2 separate regions of the Homo sapiens genome follow, and region 1 is linked to region 2. Evidence: chromatin loops called from intact Hi-C (ENCODE). Cell type or tissue: A673. All regions are shown on one strand. Links, peaks and the distances in the headings refer to the core of each region. The heading gives the core; the rest is flanking DNA.

Region 1 (5,479 bases), core at 373-5,372, 430 kb before region 2:
CCAGAGAGTGCAGATAAAACACACACTTGCATTTAAAAAGCAGTGGTTTCCAACAGAATTTGGTTGCTGAATGAATGGTCCTCAAGTACACTCTAAGTCATCATTTGCCCTGAAACAAACAATATTCTACAAGGCTATATAAGGATATAAAGAGAGAAACAGAATTGTGTGAAGAAACGCAGACATTACTCAAATTAAACAAAGACATCAGGGTATTTGGGCTAATACTTTTAACTCAGTAAGAAATGTTGCTTGCAAAAGTATTCTTTGGACTAGAAAAAGCAAAAGGTTTCTCTTAAACTCATATATGGCTTTAAACATAAACTGTATGTAAAGTTGCTCTTCTCTTTATAACTTTTTTTTCTTCTTACTTTCACTTTACTTAAACAGAAAGCCTGACGTGGCTTTGGAAAATAATGTCAATCAATTTCTATTCTGAGATGCTGAGTTACAAAAAGATTTCAATATTACTATTTAAATAGAGTAACAAAAAATTCACAAAGGACGTAGATATATGGACCTGTGTAAGATAGACATTTGTTTCTTGAAAATGGTGTTAAGGAAGAAAGAAACTATTTTGTTTCCCTTTAAGAGCTGCTGACAATTATTTTTTCTGTCCATTCTCTTCCTAAGGCAAAGATTAAAACACATATCAGCCCGGGCGCAGCGGCTCACGCCTGTAATCCCAGAACTTTGGGAGGCCGAGGCGGGTGGATCACCTGAGGTCAGGAGTTCAAGACCAGCTTAGCCAACATGATGAAACTCCATCTCTACAAAAATACAAAAATTAGCCAGGTGCGGTGGCAGATGCCTGTAATCCCAGCTACTCGGGAGGCTGAGGCAGGAGAATCGCTTGAACCTGGGAGGCAGATGGTGCAGTGAGCTGAGATCACGCCATTGCACTCCAGCCTGGGCGACAAGAATGAGACTCCGTCTCAAAAAAAAAAACAAAAAAAACCCCACACATATCAAAAGTTCCTGTAATCATTTACATCATGGTTCTAATAAACTTGAATTTTATCTGTGCTTATCCTACAGAATATTCTGACATGCTATTTCTGCAGCTAAGTTTTGCCTTTTATTGTAGAAAATAAAATACAATTTTTCGACCTGACTGGTTTCTGAATGTATGACTCTGGGAAATGTCAAATGTCTTTCTTTAGCTCCAGTCAAATTAGTTTTTTTTTTTCCCCCCTAAGCTGCCTGGAACATGTTAAATACAAGGCTGTGACCTTCAACTCTGAAATAATATTTCTAGTGTCTGTGCAAAAGCCTGCCCTCACATACACCTTTAGACTAATTACTGCAGTGTAATGTTGCCAGTGAACCGCTGTAATTACACTTGGAGAAAAGTATGGTCTTGTTCTTTCCTAGCTAATGAAAATGATAACCTTTCCATTTTGATTCCTCATTCACAACAGGCAGAGCACGCGATGCTGGGTCTCCTGGGTATACAGTAATTTTCCTGACTGTTTATGCTCACTTCTATTTTCTGGCCCTGCAGAAGCTGGAATTAAAGAACCAGGCATACTTATGCTAAAAACGGTCAACAGTAATAATAGCAATAACATTAAAATTTAATATCATCCTTACTCCACAATGCCATTCTATAATGAAATAGGGCCATGACACAAGAATGTGTGTCAAAAATGATGATAGCATAGAAAACAAGTAATGAGCCTTTAAGTCCATCGTATTCAAAATGCTAGCCATCAATTTGTTGGTCTACTTAAGGGTTCTTAAGAGAAGATGTTGGACAGTTTATTCTCAAAGCGCTAGACTGGTTAACTGATTCTTAAACAATGACAAAAAAAGGCATTCATTAGATTATTTGAAAACATTGTCCTCTGTGGAAAAAAAATTCTTTAGATACACTTATTAATAGATATAAATGTACTCAAAAGGGGAAGAATGTTCCTTTGAAGTGGAGTAGCCATATTTTTAAGTATATATGCTTATCTATTAATTGCCATGAGTATCTTAGTAGCTTTATTTCTTCTTTCTTTGCATTTCAGAAATAACCTAAGTAGAAAGAAAAATTGTAAAACAATTTGGCTTTTCAAAAGTTATTCTTCCCTTCTTTGTGCAGTGATACAAGATACAAAGACCAGGCCCGAGGCAGTTCTACTGAATCAGACCATGAAGTTTCTTCTAACAAGAATCTCCTTGTGCTTTTCTTCACGCTGGTTGGTTTTCTTCTAGCCGTGTCTACCCCAGTAAGAGGAAGACAATCCGAGGTAGTCTCTTCCCAGCTGGGGGCAAAATCCCATTCTTAGTAACAAAGCTATTTTCATCTGCTGATCGAGAGCCAATAGTAAGAGCAAATAGTTACACAGGAAATGCCACACTGATGCCTTCCTGCCTGGCGTCAGGGATCCAAATCTAGTGCTACCTAAACTGCCAGTTCAAAAAGCAGCTGCATTTTAACCACCTGCCTGTACATTCTGAGTATTCTAGAGCATTCAAAGGTATTGCCTATAAAGCTTTTTGTGGAATTAAAAAAAAAAATTGTGGTAAGAACATATAACATGAAATCTACCCTCTCAACAAACCCAAACAAGTTGACCCTCCTATCACAGAGCCGGCACAAAGTACATCAGGTCTGTTTTTCCCCACACTGGGCAAGCTCTGTCATGCCCAGGCAGCCTGGGAAAGTGCTCAATATTGAAAACTGAAGTTCTATGGCCAGATACTGCCAGTAAGATCTATCCATGAGATCTGATTCATGGAAAGGGCCCATGGAGCCAACACTGGATATAAGTGTAGAACTTTTTTATGAAAAGCGCAAACCTAAAAATTGAACAGAATTTCCGTTCACTTCCACCCTCTTGATCTATTCCCACTGGTCTCTCTCAGCCATTACTTGGCAAGTCTAGGCCAGTCTTCTTTGAGAGCAGATTCTCAGAAAGGGACCTACTCATAAAAGTAGGTTGTGCATCTTAAATAGATACAATTTTATTTGTCAGTTGAAAAGATGAAAAAGAAGAAGCCACAAAATACTTGGAGGAAATATAAATTATTAGACATGTAACGTGTTGATGAAACATTTTTAACATAATGCTATGTTGCCATAAATGAGAAGTTTTTAACTACTGATTAAAAAAAGTATATTAAGATTGTCATAAACAAAGTCAAAAAGCAAATAGAAAAAAATTGCAAGTATGACATATATACTAATGACATGTTATAGGTTATATAATATGAAGAGCCTTTACAAAACAGTAAGAAAACAATAAATGTTCCCAACAGAAAAACAAACTGCTAAAAAAGCAATTCAAAACCAAAAATCTAAATTATCTACATACAGCACATATGTGAAAAAAGTTTCACTTAATTTTCAACGAATAAACACTAAAATAAGGAAATGTCCTTTTTTTTCACAAATGGGCAAAAATATGTATGAAACTGGGCTGTGCTTCTGGGAAAAAATTTTTTTCATACATTCCCCATCCCCAAAAGGTACATAAGTGACCAGTGATAACATTTAATAGGTCACTTTCTTGGAAGGTGCTTGTAGAAGTTTTGTTTCACTGACGACACAAAAAGTAAGCCAAATTTAAAAAAAGAGAAAAGCAAAAGCAAAAGCATTGGAGAGAGAGATTGTTTATGTAATCTAGTAATCTGCAGTAACTACTTGCCAACTTCCCTCACACCTTCATTGCTCCAAGTCCTCATTCCAAAAGCATGGGGAGTCAGGCAACTCAGTGAGCTACACCACCAGGCATTACCAATGGTATAAAACTCAGAATAATTCCAAGAAAGATTCAGACATTTGGAAGAAAAAAAGGTGTGGGTGTGGTATGCAGGACGCTTTCTAATTATCTTTATGGCATAAGAAAGCTTCTTTTCAAATACTAAATTATGAGAAAGGATGGATAAGCTCCAGCCTACCCAACTTCTAAATGAGAATTTTTAAAATCATGAATTCAGAGCTGGATTGGATAGAAGAGAGGACTTCAGAGATCATTTAGGACAAACTCTTCATATTACAGATGAGAATACAGGTCCCTTAGAGATTAAGTGACTTGGTCAAGGTCACATACCTCATAATATTTAATCTATAATGTTAAAAATGGATTCTATCCTGCCAGTTGTTTTAGGCAAGTGGTGAATTACCCAATTACTTTAAAACTGCACCATGTATACAGTAGTCCTAGCCATATGTGGCCACTGGGCACTTAAAATGTGGCGAATCTCAATTGAGATGTGTTATCAAACATACACCAGTGCAAAGTACACACCGGATTTCAAAAATTTCACATGAATAAAAGAATGTAAGACATCTCATTAATTTCTATACTGAATACAGGCTGAAATGATAATAGTTTTGATATACTGGAGTAAATAAAATATATTATTCAAACAAATTTCACCTGTTTCTTTTTACTCTGTTAATGCGGCTATCAAAAAATGTGAAGTAACATCTGTGGTTGATACCATATTTTTATTGGAGAGGGCTGCTCTAAAACATTATGATGTTGTTTTTAAAAATTTAACGGAAATCTACCATTTCACTGTTTTAGAAAGGATATTAGTCATTTTTCAAAAAAATTAAAAAAAAAACCTCACCACACTCTTAACTGTGGTAATCATGTAAATGTAATGTTTTAGTTTTAGGAAGGAATGTATACACATGTCTATAAACTGTAAAGGCAGGAATTTTGAATAGCAAAATTGCTCTTTTTGACCATTAAATTATTCTTGCTTCCATTTTTCTGGTTGACCACAGCATCTCTAAAACCTTATGGCATGATCAGCTTGCTCACTGTTTTTAGGGAAAATCAGGCAACCAAGGAGAGGCCATCTACATTTTCCAATCTGTCATTTTCCATTCAGTGTGGCTGCAAAAGCAACCATATAAAAAACAGTGGCATTTGGACTTAAAAGGCAGAAAGTAATCATTATCAAAAAATTCATTTTTTAAAAATAAGCCAAAAATGAACGTCCAAAATAGGAACTGCCTTTGGTAAGATAAATCTTACATTCCCCCCCATTCCCCAAAGAACTCAGCATAGATGTGAGCAATAAATAACACGTGCAGTACACCCCACCATCTTTCAACCATTTGCCAGTCAGGATTGAGGCTGAGGAAGCAGAAAAGATTAAGCAGAAATCAAAGAGAGCCAAGCTCTAATGGTGTCTAATTAGCATAACAAAAGGCACTGCCACAATCTTTCAGCAGTGGGCAATACATCTCATTAAAGAAGACTGAATAACAATTATTCTCTCCTGACCCCCCCTGCCCCACCCCCATACTTCTTGGCTTAGCTCCGGGAGACCCTGAGAGCCCGGCTCCAAGAGCTTCTGCATTATTGGCCAGGCATTCAGGCTGCAGGGGAAAGAGCCCACTTGTATTACTGTGCACCTGCATCTCAATGCTTTATTCTGATTTCCTCTCCTGCTGTGAAAATGTAGCTTCCTCAAGCACATACAAGTCCTGATATGCAGTTTATAGGAATATAATATTGAGAAATGTCAA
Region 2 (5,479 bases), core at 306-5,305:
GCTTCAACTTCCTAAGTAGCTGGGACTACAGGTGCACACCACAGCATCAAGCTGACTTTCTCCCCCAGAGATCCCAGGATCTTGCCCAGGCTGGTCTTGAACTCCTGGCCTCAGGAATCCTCCAGCCTCAGCCTCAGCCTCAGCCCCAGCCCCAACTGCTGGGGTTACAGGAGTAAGCCATTGCTCTTTGCCTGATTCATTTATAAGCCAAACAAATATACAGCGAGTGCCTGCCTCCAATATTAGACTGGCAAATTCATGAAGCCAAGGATAACATTTTATGATTTTATATCTAAAACAATAACTTTTATAAAGGTGCCTGGCAAGAGTTACCTGAGTGGTGTTTCTACTATGTAGTTCAGAAAATATATACATCTGTTTATCTCACTTTCAACGATTACCTTTAATTGTCTCCTCCACAACTTCTACCACACGATCTATCTGCTGAACCTGGAAAAAAAAAAAAACGATTACACAAGTAATTTACACGAAGAAACAAAATTTGTGTTTATCCTTATGCTTGAGTCAATGTTACACATTTTCTAAGCACATCAATGCAGGTTTCCTTTAATGTATTTGGAGACACTATAAAAAATATCCTATATTAATATTTTGTGTTTCAATGAAGTATGAAATTATCACTCTCCTGTCCTCCAATGATAACTGAAGATATCATATTGCATTTAAATAAACTGCCTGGAGTTGTTTTAGGATAGCCTATCAACATATACTCAACATATCCTGAGACAGAAACTTAAGTTTAATTAACACATGTCTTCTCACACAGAGCTTCAGGAAAAAAAATGGCATAAAACGACAAGCTACACAAAAAGAACATGCTAGTATTAAGGAGATCTGTTCCAAATTCTATCTTTATTATTTTAATACTCAAAACCCTTTTGATGAATTTCTACCATGTGCTGGGTACTGTACTCAGGTCCATGAAATACAAAGTCAAATAATACAGCTTCTGTTCTATACACCAGAGACTAAGGAAGCTTTGCCATGGGAACACAGAGGAAAGGTAATAAAATCAGACCAAGTGATGCAGGAATGCTTCCTAGAGAACCAAGGATGACTCCTGGGGTTATGATTAAACAGGATTATGATTGGAGAAACCCACTGAGAATGAGTAAGCATGGCTAGAGTTTAAAAGGAAAATGAAAAAAAGCAAAGTAATATTATGATTCACAAAGCTAAAAAAAGAATAAGTCAAAGTCGATTCTTCTTTAAAAGTCCTTAAATTACCGTTGTTTTATTACAGAAGAAATATCACAAAAAAGTCAAACAAAATAGAATATAAAATGGAAGTCAGTTGAAAGAAATCATAACATCTTTCATGCTGTATTTCCACTCCTCAGATGAAACCACTAATAATAGTGTGATGAGCAGATACCATGACATTTTCTGGCATCAAACATTTACATATAGGTCTGTTCTATAGTTTTATCCTTCTTTTACAAATGATAGAGGGTGTGTGTGTGTGTGTGTAAATAAATATATAAAAAAGATATACAAAATAGACCAAGACCAGCTGGGGCAACACAGTGAGGTCCCGGGGTCTTTGGTAGGGGGTTATACATATGTATAAAATACACCTGTGCCTTGATGTTTTTTCTATATATTGTCAGTCTATAGGTCTATTTCATTCACCTTACTATCTCTCTGTATGGATGCATGATGTGATGCATGCATCCATACCTCTATTGATGAAAAAATTTCTATTCTTTCATTATTATACAACTCTGCAATGAACTCAACTGAGACAAGAGGAACCTGTTTAAAAAACTTTATTAAAAATGTAATGGCTGGCTGGCCACAGTGGTTCATGCCTATAATTCCAGCATTTTGGGAGGCCTAGGAGGGGGCAGATCACTTGAGGTCAGGAGTTCGAGACCAGCCTGGCCAACATGGTGAAACCCTATCTCTATTAAAAATACAAAAATTAGCCAGGTGTAGTGGTGCATGCCTTAGTCCCAGCTACTCAGGAGGCTGAGGCAAGATAATAACTTGAACATGGGAGGTGGAGGTTGTAGTGAGCTGAGATCACACCACTGCACTCAAGCCTGGGCAACACAGTAAGGAAAGGAAGGAAGGAAGGAGGGAAGGAAGGGAAGGAGGGAAGGAAGGAAGGAAGGAAGGAAGGAAGGAAGGAAGGAAGGAAGGAAGGAAGGAAGGAAGGAAGGAAGGGGAGAAGGAAGGAAGAAAGGAAGGAAGGAAGGAAGGAAGGAAGGAAGGAAATGGTAATTCTCTTAAAAATATTCCTTTGGTCTCAGTATCTTACAGAAAATGAGGAAAGGCTTGTGAGAGCAGACCTGAACTCCATTCTACGTCTGACCACTCAGCCCAACATGATGGCAGCAGCAACAATAATTACTGAGAAACTGCCAAAGGTAAGTAAATCTCAGACAACATTAGGTTTTCAGCCCCCAACAAACCTACCCAACCGGAGATGCATCTACCAGGAAACAATGGAACCATTAGGCCCTGGTTTTATTATAAGAGCCCATGTGGCTTCCATACAGAATGTGATTGAAGAAGCCAGCAGAACAAAGATTTCAAAGAGGAGGAAGTGACCAACAGTGTCAAATACTACAGAGACATAAGTATACAGACTAAAATGAATATGTTTGATTTAACAATACGGGAATCAAACTTAGGGAAAGCAGTGAGTTCAGTAGTAATGAATTATACGTAAGAAAACAGAGAGAGTTAATTTGTACTCAGTAAAAAGCTGGGGAGAAAGGGAAGGAGAAGAAAGGCTCTTGATGGCTAGAGAATATTGAATATATTACATTTTGGTTTAGGTTCGTACAAGTAACTATTTATTTCTTTTTTTGCAGTTTGAGCAGAGAAAGGCAGTAGGCAAAGGAGCTGTAGACTGAAAAACAAGTGATGGAGCAATGATCTTCAGGAAGTAGACCGAGCAAAATCTAAAACATGAATAGAGAACAAGTCAGAGTGAGAAAAGGGCCAACTCTTCGTCTCCTGAAAGAAGAGGTTAGGGGTAAAGCATGGGAAAAGATGCTAGTACTCTTGTAGAGGTCAGGGAGAATCTAAGCAAATTCCCACCTGTTGCCCTCAATTTTTCTCAGTAAAGTAACCAGAAGTTCATCTGCTAAGAGTTAGAAAGCATATCATAAAATAACAGAATGAATGTTTTCAAATACCTATTACAGACAACAAGAGACAGTGATGACTAAGAACACATAAAATTCACCACACAATATTGGGACACCAGTTGAAATATGAGACCATGAATTTATAACAATAACTCCAAGTAGAGCTATAATTTTTCTCAAGTCCCAGCAGTTCTACAGTAGGAGCCAAACAGACAAACAGACTGACCCAAGGTTTGTTAATACCACCATTTATTCACTCATCAATTATTGAGCATCTAAATTATACCAGGATGGTTGAAAGGACTGATGAAACAACACTAAGAGATTTGTGGAATGGACTAGAAAGAAAATGGAACAAGGAAAGTTAACTATGCATTTTAGATGAGACGAAGTTTGGCAAATAGGTTAAACAGGGAAAGAAATAGAGCCAGAAAAGAAGAAATGAAGTGGCTGGGGGTTGGAGAAAGAAAAAAATGAAGGGGAAAAAAAGGAAGGAGAAAAGAAAAAGGACAGAAAGTTATAACCAGAGTACAGACACAGGCATTTAGTATTTCTGAAGAATAGTAAGGTCCAGTATCTGGCAATGGGAATAGGTTGCTGAAACAAGGTGTAGGTGATGACTGCTGGAACTGATGTATGATGAAGTGAGAGGTGACAATGTTGCCAAGACATTATATCCAGACACTCAGATTGCCAAAGATAATACAGACATGAATAGGATAAGAAAGAGTTGGTCAAATTTCCTACTGGATGTGGGTGAATGACCAAGATATCAATTAAGGATAGAAGACAGACAATAAAATGAATAAAATATAAGATAATTCCATGATGAAACCATAAAGAAAAATGTTTTCCTATGCAGTTAAAAATATAAAAGCTCAAAAGCACTGCATCCACTCTTGTAGCACATGGACTGAATAAGAAGCCATATTTCTAGAGAAAAGTCAGAACATGCAGAGGAAGCAGTCTGTTAAAAAGTTGAGGGTAAGCTAAAACTATAAAAGTCTTAGAAGAAAACACAGCCATAAATCTATATGAACCTTAGATTAGACACTGATTTCTTAGATGTAATGCCAAAGCACAAACAACAAAAACAACAAAAGAAAAAATAAATTGGATATCATCAAAATTCAAACCATTTGGTACTTCAAAGGACAACATCAACAAAGTAACATGACAACACAGAAAATGAGAGAAAACTTTTATAAATCACATATCTGGTAAGGAACTTATATCTAGAATTTATGAAGAACTTCTACAACTCAATAATAAAAAGACAACCCAATTAAAAATGGGAAAATAATCTGAACAGACACTTTTCCAAGGAAAATATACTTATGGCCAATAAATATATGAAAAGATGCTCAACATCATTAGCCAACCAGGAAATGCAAATCAGAACCGTAACGTAGGAATAGGGAGCTATTGCTTAATGGGTATAGAGTTTTAGTATGAGAAAATGAAAATATTCTAGAGATGGATAGTGGTGATGACTACACAACAATGTAAATGTACTCCACATCAGTTAAAAATGGTTACAGTGGTCAATTGTATTTTATGTGTAGTTTACCACTACTGAAAAAACACAATGAGATACTACTTCACACCCAGTAGGATGACTACCAACAAAAAGACAGGCAGGCCAGGTGCAGTTGCTCACACCTGTAATCCCAGCACTTTGGGAGGCCAATATGGGAAGATCACTTTAAGGCCAGGAGTTTGAGCCCAGCTTGGGCAACACAGCGAGATCCTGTCTCTACAAAAAATTTTTAAAAATTAGCTGGGCACAGTGGTGCTCACCTGTAGTCCTAAATACTTGAGAGGCTAAGGGGGAAAGACCGCTTGAGCCCAGGAGTTCAAAATTACAGTGACCTATGATCACACCACTGGACTCCAGCGTAGGTGACAGAGTGAGACCCTGTCTCTTAAAATACACACACACACACACACACACACACACACACATACAGATAATAACGAGTGTTGGTGAAAATGTGGAGAAATTGGAACCTTCATACATTGCTGATGGGAATGCAGTAAAATGATGCAGCACTTTGGAAAATAAGCTGCCTGTTCCTCAAATGATTAAATAAACAGTTACCATATAATTTAGTAATGTCAATCCTAGTTATAACTCCAAGAAAAATGAAAACATGTCCATAAAAAAACTTGTACACAAATGTTCATAATAGCATTATTCATAATAGGCAAAAACTGGGAACGGAAGTATCCATTCAGATTAACAACATGTGGCATATGCATACAACGAAATACAGCAACGCATCACTAAGACAGAATGTGTTCTGAGAAACGTGTTATTAGGTCATCGCTTCATTGTGTGAACTTCAGAGTGTACT

What was found. Peaks named below come from ENCODE experiments on the same cell type or tissue, not always from the same donor. Only the 100,000 strongest peaks of a DNase experiment are listed, where the experiment ranks them.
Region 1: it touches region 2 in a loop (2.5-fold over the local background); 1 of 110 quality-filtered maps calls a loop at or near these places.

The regions. Positions count from the first base shown.
Region 1 is chr6:21,185,843-21,191,321 of GRCh38, reverse strand. The region is part of intron 13 of CDKAL1 (CDKAL1 threonylcarbamoyladenosine tRNA methylthiotransferase); the gene reads right to left. Among named protein-coding and RNA genes, the nearest start is that of LINC00581, 320 kb to the left of the region's middle. RefSeq lists an enhancer at 4,786-5,479. In A673, for the core only: no CTCF peak of the experiment used is centred there; DNase peaks (open chromatin) are centred at 1,441, 2,281 and 5,161; H3K27ac peaks cover 4,617 bases.
Region 2 is chr6:20,753,566-20,759,044 of GRCh38, reverse strand. CDKAL1 (CDKAL1 threonylcarbamoyladenosine tRNA methylthiotransferase) reads right to left here. Exons shown (of 16, transcript NM_017774.3): 7 at 402-450. Among named protein-coding and RNA genes, the nearest start is that of CDKAL1, 220 kb to the right of the region's middle. In A673, for the core only: no CTCF peak of the experiment used is centred there; DNase peaks (open chromatin) are centred at 1,044, 2,074 and 2,424; H3K27ac peaks cover 4,132 bases.